2 separate regions of the Homo sapiens genome follow, and region 2 is linked to region 1. Evidence: chromatin loops called from intact Hi-C (ENCODE). Cell type or tissue: PC-3. All regions are shown on one strand.

What was found. Peaks named below come from ENCODE experiments on the same cell type or tissue, not always from the same donor. Only the 100,000 strongest peaks of a DNase experiment are listed, where the experiment ranks them.
Region 2: a loop joins it to region 1, with 5 times the contacts of the local background. A loop is called at or near these places in 2 of 110 quality-filtered maps.

What each region holds. Positions count from the first base shown.
Region 1 is chr1:98,792,438-98,797,437 of GRCh38, forward strand. No RefSeq gene overlaps it. Among named protein-coding and RNA genes, the nearest start is that of SNX7, 130 kb to the left of the region's middle. In PC-3, a CTCF peak has its summit at 2,040 (motif pointing right); a DNase peak (open chromatin) is centred at 2,034.
Region 2 is chr1:98,919,075-98,924,074 of GRCh38, forward strand. PLPPR5 (phospholipid phosphatase related 5) reads right to left here. Exons shown (of 6, transcript NM_001037317.2): 4 at 2,808-2,984. Among named protein-coding and RNA genes, the nearest start is that of PLPPR5-AS1, 83 kb to the right of the region's middle. In PC-3, no CTCF peak of the experiment used is centred here; DNase peaks (open chromatin) are centred at 1,527 and 2,947; H3K4me3 peaks cover 2,555 bases; H3K27ac peaks cover 4,299 bases.

The DNA.
Region 1 (5,000 bases):
CTGCATTTTTATTACTTGCTATAGCCTTAACAACTGTGTTTGGAAATGCATGATTTTTTTCAAAAAAACCCTCTTATAAATTATGTATGTCTCTATTGACTTAAAATCACACTCATTCACAGGTTCTGTGTTTGGGAGAAAACAAAGAGCATTTGGATGGGGCTGGATTCTTAAAACATTTCTCAAGACAGGGAGCTAAAAGGAAAGACTAACTTATCTGAGTATTATATGTGAGGGTTTCTGAGGTGATTTCATAAAATCTGGGGAGGGGGGAGTTGTGTGCCTAGCATGCTGAGATGGGGTCCATCCGTTTTATCTGCCTCTCCTTGGTAGCACTGTGCTGCTTCAAAAATGGACTCTAGATCTTAAGGCTGGAAGGCTTTGTGATGGCATGAGGCTGTCAGCTAAGGGACAGTAGAAGGGATCACGTTTTAGAGGAAAGAATTTTTTATAAAGTAGACATTGGGGACAAACAGTTTGTGCCAAATTTTCTATATCACTATGCAGCTCACAGCAAAACAGTGCTTTGCATATAGTAGGTTCTCTGCAAATCTTTGTTAGTCTCCTATTGTATTCTTTGGTTTTAGATTTGAGGAATTCCTTGGGTCTGTTTAATTCGTTTACTTTTGAAGGATAAACACATAAAGATATATTAGCAAGATATGGTTATATAATATAAACATAGCAGCCTCTGAAAACACTTGCTGTTTTTTTGTTTCCATGAAACTTGCTTTAGAAAGAAAAAAAATCAAGATTTTCCCCGATATTGTTCTCGTTTTTAGAGTTTCTCACTTTAATCTGAAAGGAGGCATTGAGTTCTTTGAGTCACACTGTTCTTATCCTTGACCCACTTAATTCCTAAAGTTGATTTCTTGTTTTTAAAATGCACATTACATCATCTGTTTGTATGAATAATTGCAAAAAAATGAACTTATGGTTAAAAATCCCCTGTGATTCAAAAAGCTGGTTTTTATGACTTTTAAGTGTGCAATATTGAGTTGATGAACATCATAAGTCTTTTTTTTAATTTAACAGCAATATATTTCCCTCACTGAGCTTTGACCGGGTCTTATGAAGAGGATTCTCAAGTGGAGCCTCAGAGAGCAAGGCAGTCATTATTGACTTTACTAAAGCTTTTGTGAATATATGTTGCCATATCACCAACATTTCCGTGATTTAAATTCAACACTAAATTGGCTCTGGTAATGTTAACCAACAGATTGGATGCAATTCCAGTAGCACATATTCTGACATCTTATCTAACGGATCTTAGCTGTTCTCCTGCAGAAATAAGTTTGGAGCAGGGCTGCAATGCAACCTTAATTATGGGGTAGATGGGCCAGCTACAATAGGATGTTCTGCTGCTAGATGTTCTGTTCCAGAGAAGGATGCAGTCAGTTCAAGCTGTTTTTGACTGATGTTTCAGATTGTGGTCTAGTAAACAGGTCTGAAAATAGCTACTTTTTTAAAGACTGTAAATTCCTGTAAATTAGGGTATGATTTAAAAATTAACCCTAAAAAGAATAAGTGTTGAAGGATGGAGCAACTTTCAGTTTTGAATTACTAGCTGGATGCAGTAGTACTCCATTCTTAAAAGACAAGGAAGCGGGTCATTAGAGAGGATGCATCTAAATGCTATGTGTCAGAAAGGAAAGGAAAATGGAGTTTCTTTACTGCTGAAAAACTGTGTAATTAGCTGAGATAACAAGCATTGATATTTATTGTTGTGGAATGCAAGGAAGAAACTGAAAAACAAAACTCCTGGTGTCTCCACTCCACATCTGCTGAACTAATTTGGGGGTAATTTTATCATTTTAATCTGCATGTTGCTCTTCCCCAGTTGCTAAAGTACCCTGGTGCATACCAGATGTCAGACATTTAATGAGGCCTCCGAGGTTTGGGATAAATTTGATTGCAGGTGTTTAATGGCTGTCAGGCCTTTGGACAAACCCGTAAGCTGGTGGTTCCTGGTTTGCAATGATTCACAGTACTCAACTCTTTAGTAAATGTTAGTGGCCATTCTAGCCACTAGGAGGAGCTGGAGGCTACTCCATCCACTACTCAACAGGCAAGACTGGTCCAGATGTAAGAGCAAAAGATTTTACTGTAGTAGGGTACTACGGAGTCAGTACTATAAAAGATGGATTTAGATCTCAGCCCATAAAGATATGACTTGAAGGAGCATATAGTGGTTAAGAGTGATGGTTCCTAGGGTCTAGGTTTCAAGTCCTGCAAAATAGCAAATTTTCCTAAGTCTCAGTTTCCTCAACTTTGAAACAAAGTTAGTATTAGTACCTATCCCTTAGGTTGTTGTGAGCAAGAAATAAGATAATCCAGGTAAAGAACTTAGCTACACTGTTAGTACTGCCTCATTAAATTTATATATATATATAGTGATCTGATGCTTAGGTGTTCACTTTATCTTGGGGAATCCTCTTCTGTAGAGCTTGGATTCCAGCTAAGGTAGATGATGACTTGATCACCTATGCTAGGATCATCAGTTCCCTTACAGATGTAGTTTAGCCTAGTACTTTGAAGCACAGATTCTAGAGGCATACAGTTCTGAGTTGGAGTCCTGGTTTGGACACTTAGTAACTCTGTGACCTTGGGAAGGTTATTTAATCTTGTTAGATCTCAGTTTTCGTAATCTTTATATGAATAAAACAATAATAACTTAGTTACGTAGTTGTTAGGATTACAATGAAATGACTCTTGGAACTATGTTTTCAATAGTATCTCGTGCATGGTAGTACTCAATAAATGTTTTCTAGTATTATTATTCCTTACTCCCAATACTTTATTTACTTAAAAAAAATCTTCTGTTCTCTCTATTATACTTTACTTCAAAATTTCAGACATCATTGGCTATAGAAAATTTTTTTATAAGACAAGTAGGTCTTCCCATTTCCCCTGAACTAATTACAACTTTGATTCTGATCATCTCTACCTCGGTCACTTTAAGATTACAGACTGTTGGATCAGAATATACAGTGTTCATTTTCTTATTCTTAGATGTCTCACATTTTAGCTAACATGCCTGGATTTGAAGACCTGTTAAATGTGATATTGTGAGAAAGAACCTCTCAACATTAGTTTCCTCATCCTTAAAAAGGGACTAATAATATCTAATTTATAGCATTGCATTTTAAAATACTCTTATTTGGGTAAAGCACAGTGCCTGGCACATGGTAGGCACTCAAAAAATGAGCCAGATTGCTGAGGAAGATGGGGGTTGAGGGGCCAAGGGGTTCACATAAATTTTCACCTGGCTTCTTAATTTAATCCTTTCTCTTCCTTCCTTTGGGATAGATGTTTTCTCCTTTGTCCATTTTTATTTCCATTACTTTCCATGCCACTAGATCCAACCTCAAAATCTACCAGCCATTAAGTAAGGAAATATAAGCTGGTGCCAGTTGTATTGATCACTGATGCTTTGGTATTTTCATTGCTGATGGGAACAGTAAACAAGAACTGAATACATTGTTTAGATTCTCAAGAAAGTCAAACATTAGGGGGCTGTCAGGCTAGGATGGAAATCCGTGGACCATTATGGTTGGAAAAGGGCAAGGAGCCGATGGTCAGGGCCAAGTAGGAAGACATTTGGTGTATCAACGTATAAGGGACTCTAAAACAACTACAGCCCTTGAAGACATGGTGCCATTTAATTCAGGTTTCTACATGTAATTCCTTTTGTAGCTGGCCTCTTTCATAGTTTGGCTTCTGCCAAATTGAAGTGCACTTTGGAGTGAAAATTAAAACAAAACAAAGCATTCCTTGCCACCTGTGATGGATCTCTGTTGAGAATTTTTCCAACAGGTGACAATCACTCTGAGAACAGCCAGTTGACAGCTGCCTGAAGTCAGCAGTTAGAGCTGAAATTGAAAAATGCATGTGATAGTGCTGTTTAGTGAGAACTGGAAATTTTACCCCTAAACTTTAAATGCTCTAATATACCTGCCAAGATGTTTTCTGATTTAGAATATTGCAAAAGAAACTAAAAAGAGAGAAAGAACTACCGAGAAGGTAAAAACATTTTGCTGACATAAAAGACACTAGAAAAGAGCTTTCAATGGTACTTTGAACAGAACTTTGTAATATATTCTTATAAGGTACTTCTATATTCATGCATATAAACTATGAATAAAGAAAACTACAAAAGAAAAGAATATTCCAAATTAAGTTAGAATATTACATTAAATGCAGTGCATGTGACTATCTTAGTTATCTTAAATACAATGAAAGAAGTATAAAAAGACACTTTCTCTCTATTTTAATAAATAATTGTTGGATGGATATTTTGGAGATAGTGGTTTAGATGTGCATGGAATTACTAGCTAGTCCAATTTATCCATATGTCTAGATGTGACTCTGGTATGGAGTACAAGATATTCTGTTATGAAGTTAGATGAGCTGTCTCTGCTTTGATAAGAAATAGGCTACTAATATGTCTAGTGATAGAGATGCTGAGAGTTAATCCTGGATAACAAATGAAGGGGAAATTAAGTGAAAATGTTAGCAACACTGAACTCGACAAGGTTCGTTTTGCTATGTCACATTCCATAAGTGTTGACTCATCATCTCTAACATATCCTCTAAAGTTGGTGAAGATCCTTTTATCTGTTTTTAAGGGATGTGATCACAGACAGAAATTTTATTTTATGTATTTGCTACTTCTAGCATCTACAGCTAGTTACTGGAATCTCTGTATTCCAATTAAAAGTTTCTGGGAATAAATGGGACGGGAGTGGAGAGCAGAGAAAGTAAAATGCCCTGTGTGGATCAGGTTGAACAAGGCATGGGGCCATGAGTTAAAGTTCTTTAAGGGTAACTCATGGGTAGGGGAAGGAGAGGGGTTGAGAAGATGTGGTAGGCTGCGCACCCAACCCCAAGTGTGTCAAAAATACATTCCCTTTACAAATGAGGAAATGAGGCTCTGTTTTCCTCACTGTTTAGGATCTGAGTGCGATCTGAAGGCTCTGAGCCTTCAGGCAATTAAAAGG
Region 2 (5,000 bases), 130 kb after region 1:
ATATCCTTTGTAGAAAAGTAAAGTAAGGAATAAGGAAAGGAATCCTCAAGGAGGAGAAGTCATTTTAAACATGGTTCAGAGAAGGCCTCACTATTTTAGTAAGAAGCAATAATGTCTACAATTCAAAAGTTATGGTCAGAGAGCAAAGATACAAGACATGGAAGAAATATTTTTATAGTGGAAATTAACCTGGCCTAAATGAATCACTGGTGTGTGGAATGAAACAGGAGAATGAGCCAAAGGCAAATGTTAGGCATTGAGTCTGGGTGACTGGGTGGTCTGGGTTCCTTTAACTGAGACATAGAGACCTGGAGTAGATTAGCATTAATTTTATTTTGGAATCACTTTAGAATTCTGCACACACTGCAAGATAATTAGAAACACCCTAGGATATTACAACATATTACAGGCCAGAGCTGGAGTTACTGCTCAGAATAAATGTGTTGAGTTTCCCAAATGAGAAAACTGGGAATCATCATAGAAGGCTCCCTGTGCCTCGTCCACATCACCTTCCATGTTCCACCAGGCTCCAAACCATTCCACCTCCTAAATATCCTGGAGGACATGATGGATATCCTCCCTCTTTGTGCCACTGAGGGCCAATTTGCACCATCCTGTTTCCCTGGTTCTGCATAACCCATCTCTTCTATCCTCAACTTTGTCTTATTGTCCTGCAAATACATTTTCAAAACACAAATCTTACGTAGGGTAAAAGGAACTGAGAGGAAGCAAACTATAGTTTATGGAACTTTTTCCAGTCATTCATGTCACAAATTCGCTGAACATGCACTATTTTGTTTAACCTTTATAGAGCCTTATAATGATCCTTTAGGGAGGCTGTTATTTAGCCACATTTAAATAACACACCTATAGGCATTCACATTCATAAATGGCTGTGAATGAATGCATAAATGCATTTTTAGTTATTATATAGTCAGTTTTTACATATAATCCTTTCATGAAGTCATTTTCCTGAGAGTATGGGAATGTTCAAAGGGCTATCATGAAACGTTCTCAACCTGTGCAATTGGAGGGTCTTGAGCTCAAGGGGGATCCAGAGCTCAGCTCAACATTCACCAGACAGGGAAGTGACTTGGAAGGCACCAGCATTCTGAGGTTGGCCTTGTAAGGTAAGGTGTTCACTGGAAGTATAGGGAAGGTGGCAATAGCGACAGATAAACAAGAAGGCTGATGAGATGCCAGTGAAGATGTTATGGACCCGCAGAGCTGAAATACAGTTGCATCTGACACCAGTGCTTTGAAATTTTGGCTACTTGTATGCTCTTGGCTTTGCCTATACTATTTTTTAAGGATTTATGTAAAGTTTGTTGTTGGTTTTGCTTTTTGAATGTTAACCAGTTTCAACTGTGGTGAGTCAATGCAAAAAAAAAAAAAAAAAAAGTTTTTGGTTCAAGCCAGGGCCCCAGTTCTCACGAGGCTACAGGATATCTCCAGGAAAGACAGAAGGTTGAGTCTAAGTCTCCCAGGGACCTTGGGAATCACAGAGAGTGGTATCACCAAAAAAAAAAAAAAAAGCAGCACAGGATGAGGTCATGGTGACTACTTTACCGCAGGAGATTCTAGAGGAAATAACTTATTTAAAATGCCCAGTACATAAATTATGTTTCAACATTTGGTAGCTGGAAAGATTCACTGAAGTGTTTGCTTACTGATTATTAACTAGTAAAATGAGGCTAATAAAGTTAAGTTACATGTAAGGGCAATTTAAATGTAATCAAAATGGACATAAAGTATTTTTTAAATTATAATGTGTCAATGCAAAAATATGTTTTGATTCATAGTCTACACATTGTTTCATTTGGGTAAAATGTGATATACTCATAATGATTAGTGCACATGAATAGAGGGAAGTTCAGGCTGTTTATTATATACTCATACTTATAAAATGTTATACACTCACAACTTATACTATACTTTAAGAGTATAATCAGATTTTATGGTATAAACATCAGTAAGTATTTGGTACTGATAATAAGTCAGAAAAATACTTAGAAATGCATACAAACCCTTGACTATTGCCTCTGGTTAAATAAATAATAATGAATTCTAAAGTCAGACTAAAATACATTTTCCAACAACCAAAACCTATGGAAATAGTCCTAGAAGATTTTATAATAAGAGTATAAATGGAATGCTTACTTCATTAGAAGTCACTGTGTATGCTCTTTACTATGCGGTGAAATATGATTTGACATGGTATGGTCTTAGAAACTATTCATGAGTTTTTAGTTACTGATGTAAAATGCCTCATCTCACAGGTGAGGCTGACCTGCTAGCACTGGGACATGGAGGCTCAGGGAGAGTACAGCAGGGACTCACTAGGGGACTTTGGGATTCTCTCAATACCCCAGCATGCCAACTTCCCTGAGGAATCTTTAAAAAATATCCAAACCAGTCCTGAAACTCGCCTATAACATTTTTTAAGGATTTATATAAAGTTTGTTATAAATCCTTAAAAAATATTATAGGCAGTTTTTACCCAGTCTTAAAAACTATTTGGGAGGGACAGTATGTTTTTAGGCCAGCTCTATTTTATATGAAAATATATTGTTCAACTTTAAGCATAGGATTTGTATTTTTTTCATCCCCAAACCTGACTTGTGGCAGAACAAATGGGGGAGGAGGAAGAAATGAATGACTTAAATGATTTGTTTTATATACTTAAATGAATGATTTGTTTGATATACTACATTTAGACAAACCCAGTGATTCACACTTGTATTTTCTCATGGTGATTATGCAAGTTAATTAAAAACCCAATGATATATAAATAAATTTGTACTTACCAGAAATACTGCTATAGATATTCCAACCAGAAAGCCTGCTATAACATCTGACCAATGATTTCGATATTCTGCTACTCTGTTGAGTCCAGTAAGAAATGCCAAACACATTAAGCCCAAGCATAGAACTGGCTTAGCAAGTCTGGTTCCCTTGGCTTTGATTGTGTTGGTGATGTACATCTGAAACATTCAATAAAAAAAATGACTTTTCATGAAGGTATTTCCTTTATTAGCATAGCATATTATGTGTATGTACAAACATATATTTATAGACATATATACGCCTGTATGATTCAAATCATTAACTGGAGTTTATGAAGTTTTTGAAATCAGTTTCTTAAAAGCAGAATTCAAGAGTAGCAATTATTTTGTTTTACTTACCTCGTATGGCAATCTCTTACAAATGGCCAATTCTTAGCATAACATTCTTAATCATCTAGAAACACCAAGCACAGATAGTCCAACTGTCTTTTTTTCTTTTTATTCTTACTGTATCCATTCTTGTTTTATCTGAATTTTCATTTTAGATCAACCTCAACAATATTATTAGCAGGGGGAAGCTGTTGAAGTGTTTAAGTGTTTTTAATGTTTCCATTTGTGTATGCCATATTTAGAGGACACATACTTGATAAAAACCAGCATTATGAATACAGCTAGAAAAAATAAAGTGGAATAGATTTCTACCAAACAGATGTTACTTTGAAGGAAGACTTTAAGATTCAATGCAATGCCGAGGTTGCTTTCATGTTGTTAAATGAAATTGTGAAATTACTTTGTTTAACTACATTTTATCAGCCAGAATTAGGACAATAAAACACTTAAGTAGGCCGGGCGCGGTGGCTCACTCCTGTAATCCCAGCACTTTGGGAGGCCGAGGCGGGCAGATAATGAGGTCAGGAGATCGAGACCATCCTGGCTAACATGGTGAAACCCCATCTCTACTAAGAATACAAAAAATCAGCTGGGCGTGGTGGCGGGCACCTGTAGGCCCAGCTACTAGGGAGGCTGAGGCAGGAGAATGGCATGAACCCAGAAGGCGGAGCTTGCAGTGAGCTGAGATCGTGCCACTGCACTCCAGCCTGGGTGACAGAGCGAGACTCTGTCTCAAAAACAACAACAACAACAAAAAAAAACCATAAGTACGATAAGGGAAATGTGTCAACTAAAAACAAAACAAAACAGTGAATAGGTACCTACATTTCTGGCATCTGGACTTATGCTAATGAACATATGGTGTCAATTGATTGCAGCAAATGAAATGTCATGAGCCACTACGCTCAAGAATAATTTGGTCCTTCCCCCATCTAATGTATTCTATAGCTCAACTGCTCATAAGTTTATGTATTATTTTATAAGCAAATTTGTTGACTGTATTCAATTATTATTTCAAGTCATGAGTAGAGCAATTGTAAAAGAAATGACTTTGATAATATAATCAGATTTTATGGTATAAACGTCAATAAGTATCTGGTATTGATAATATACTCAGAAAAATTCTTAGAAATGCATATATACCATTAACTATTGTCCCTGGTTAAATAAACAATACATCTGCCTAAGAGAGTAAACCAAAATGAAAATTTAAGTTTTTAGTTCATACCTGCCATTTTAGAACACTATGAAATCCAGTAATTATCTTCTCTATTTTTTTTTTTCTGGGCAGTTTGCAGCCCTTGTAGCTGCCAAAAGGGGCTGTATAAATATGTAAGCAGTCCAAGTGATACAAGGCATCTCTCTAGCCAAGTTCTAGCCTTTTACAATCCATCCCAGGTCTCAATACTCTGGGGCAGGGGGAGCTGAACTGTCTCCATCTTGGCCTGTGACCTTCGGAGCTGGGTCTGTGTGTCTAAGACTGTGCTTGGAAAAGCTTGATAATTTCAGTTATGGAGGGTAAGTATACATGAGAGGGGAACAGGAAGAGATGAGAAAGAGAAAACGATGCTTTTGCCATTCTGAGAGAATGTGTTAAAGAGTTCTGCCCACATGAATAACAAGGCCAGGCTATCACATCACTTCAGGTTTCAGTGATGCAGCTAATTGAGTAACTCCTTGTATGACGAGTGCGTATGAATAGACAGGGAAATTCAGGCTTCTTGTGAGGTTTTCTTTAACACAGCTATAAGGCTGGTTAATTATTTCTTACTTTTGCATTTCTTTACATCTGTTAACACTCAAGATATTCTGTCCTCATTGAGA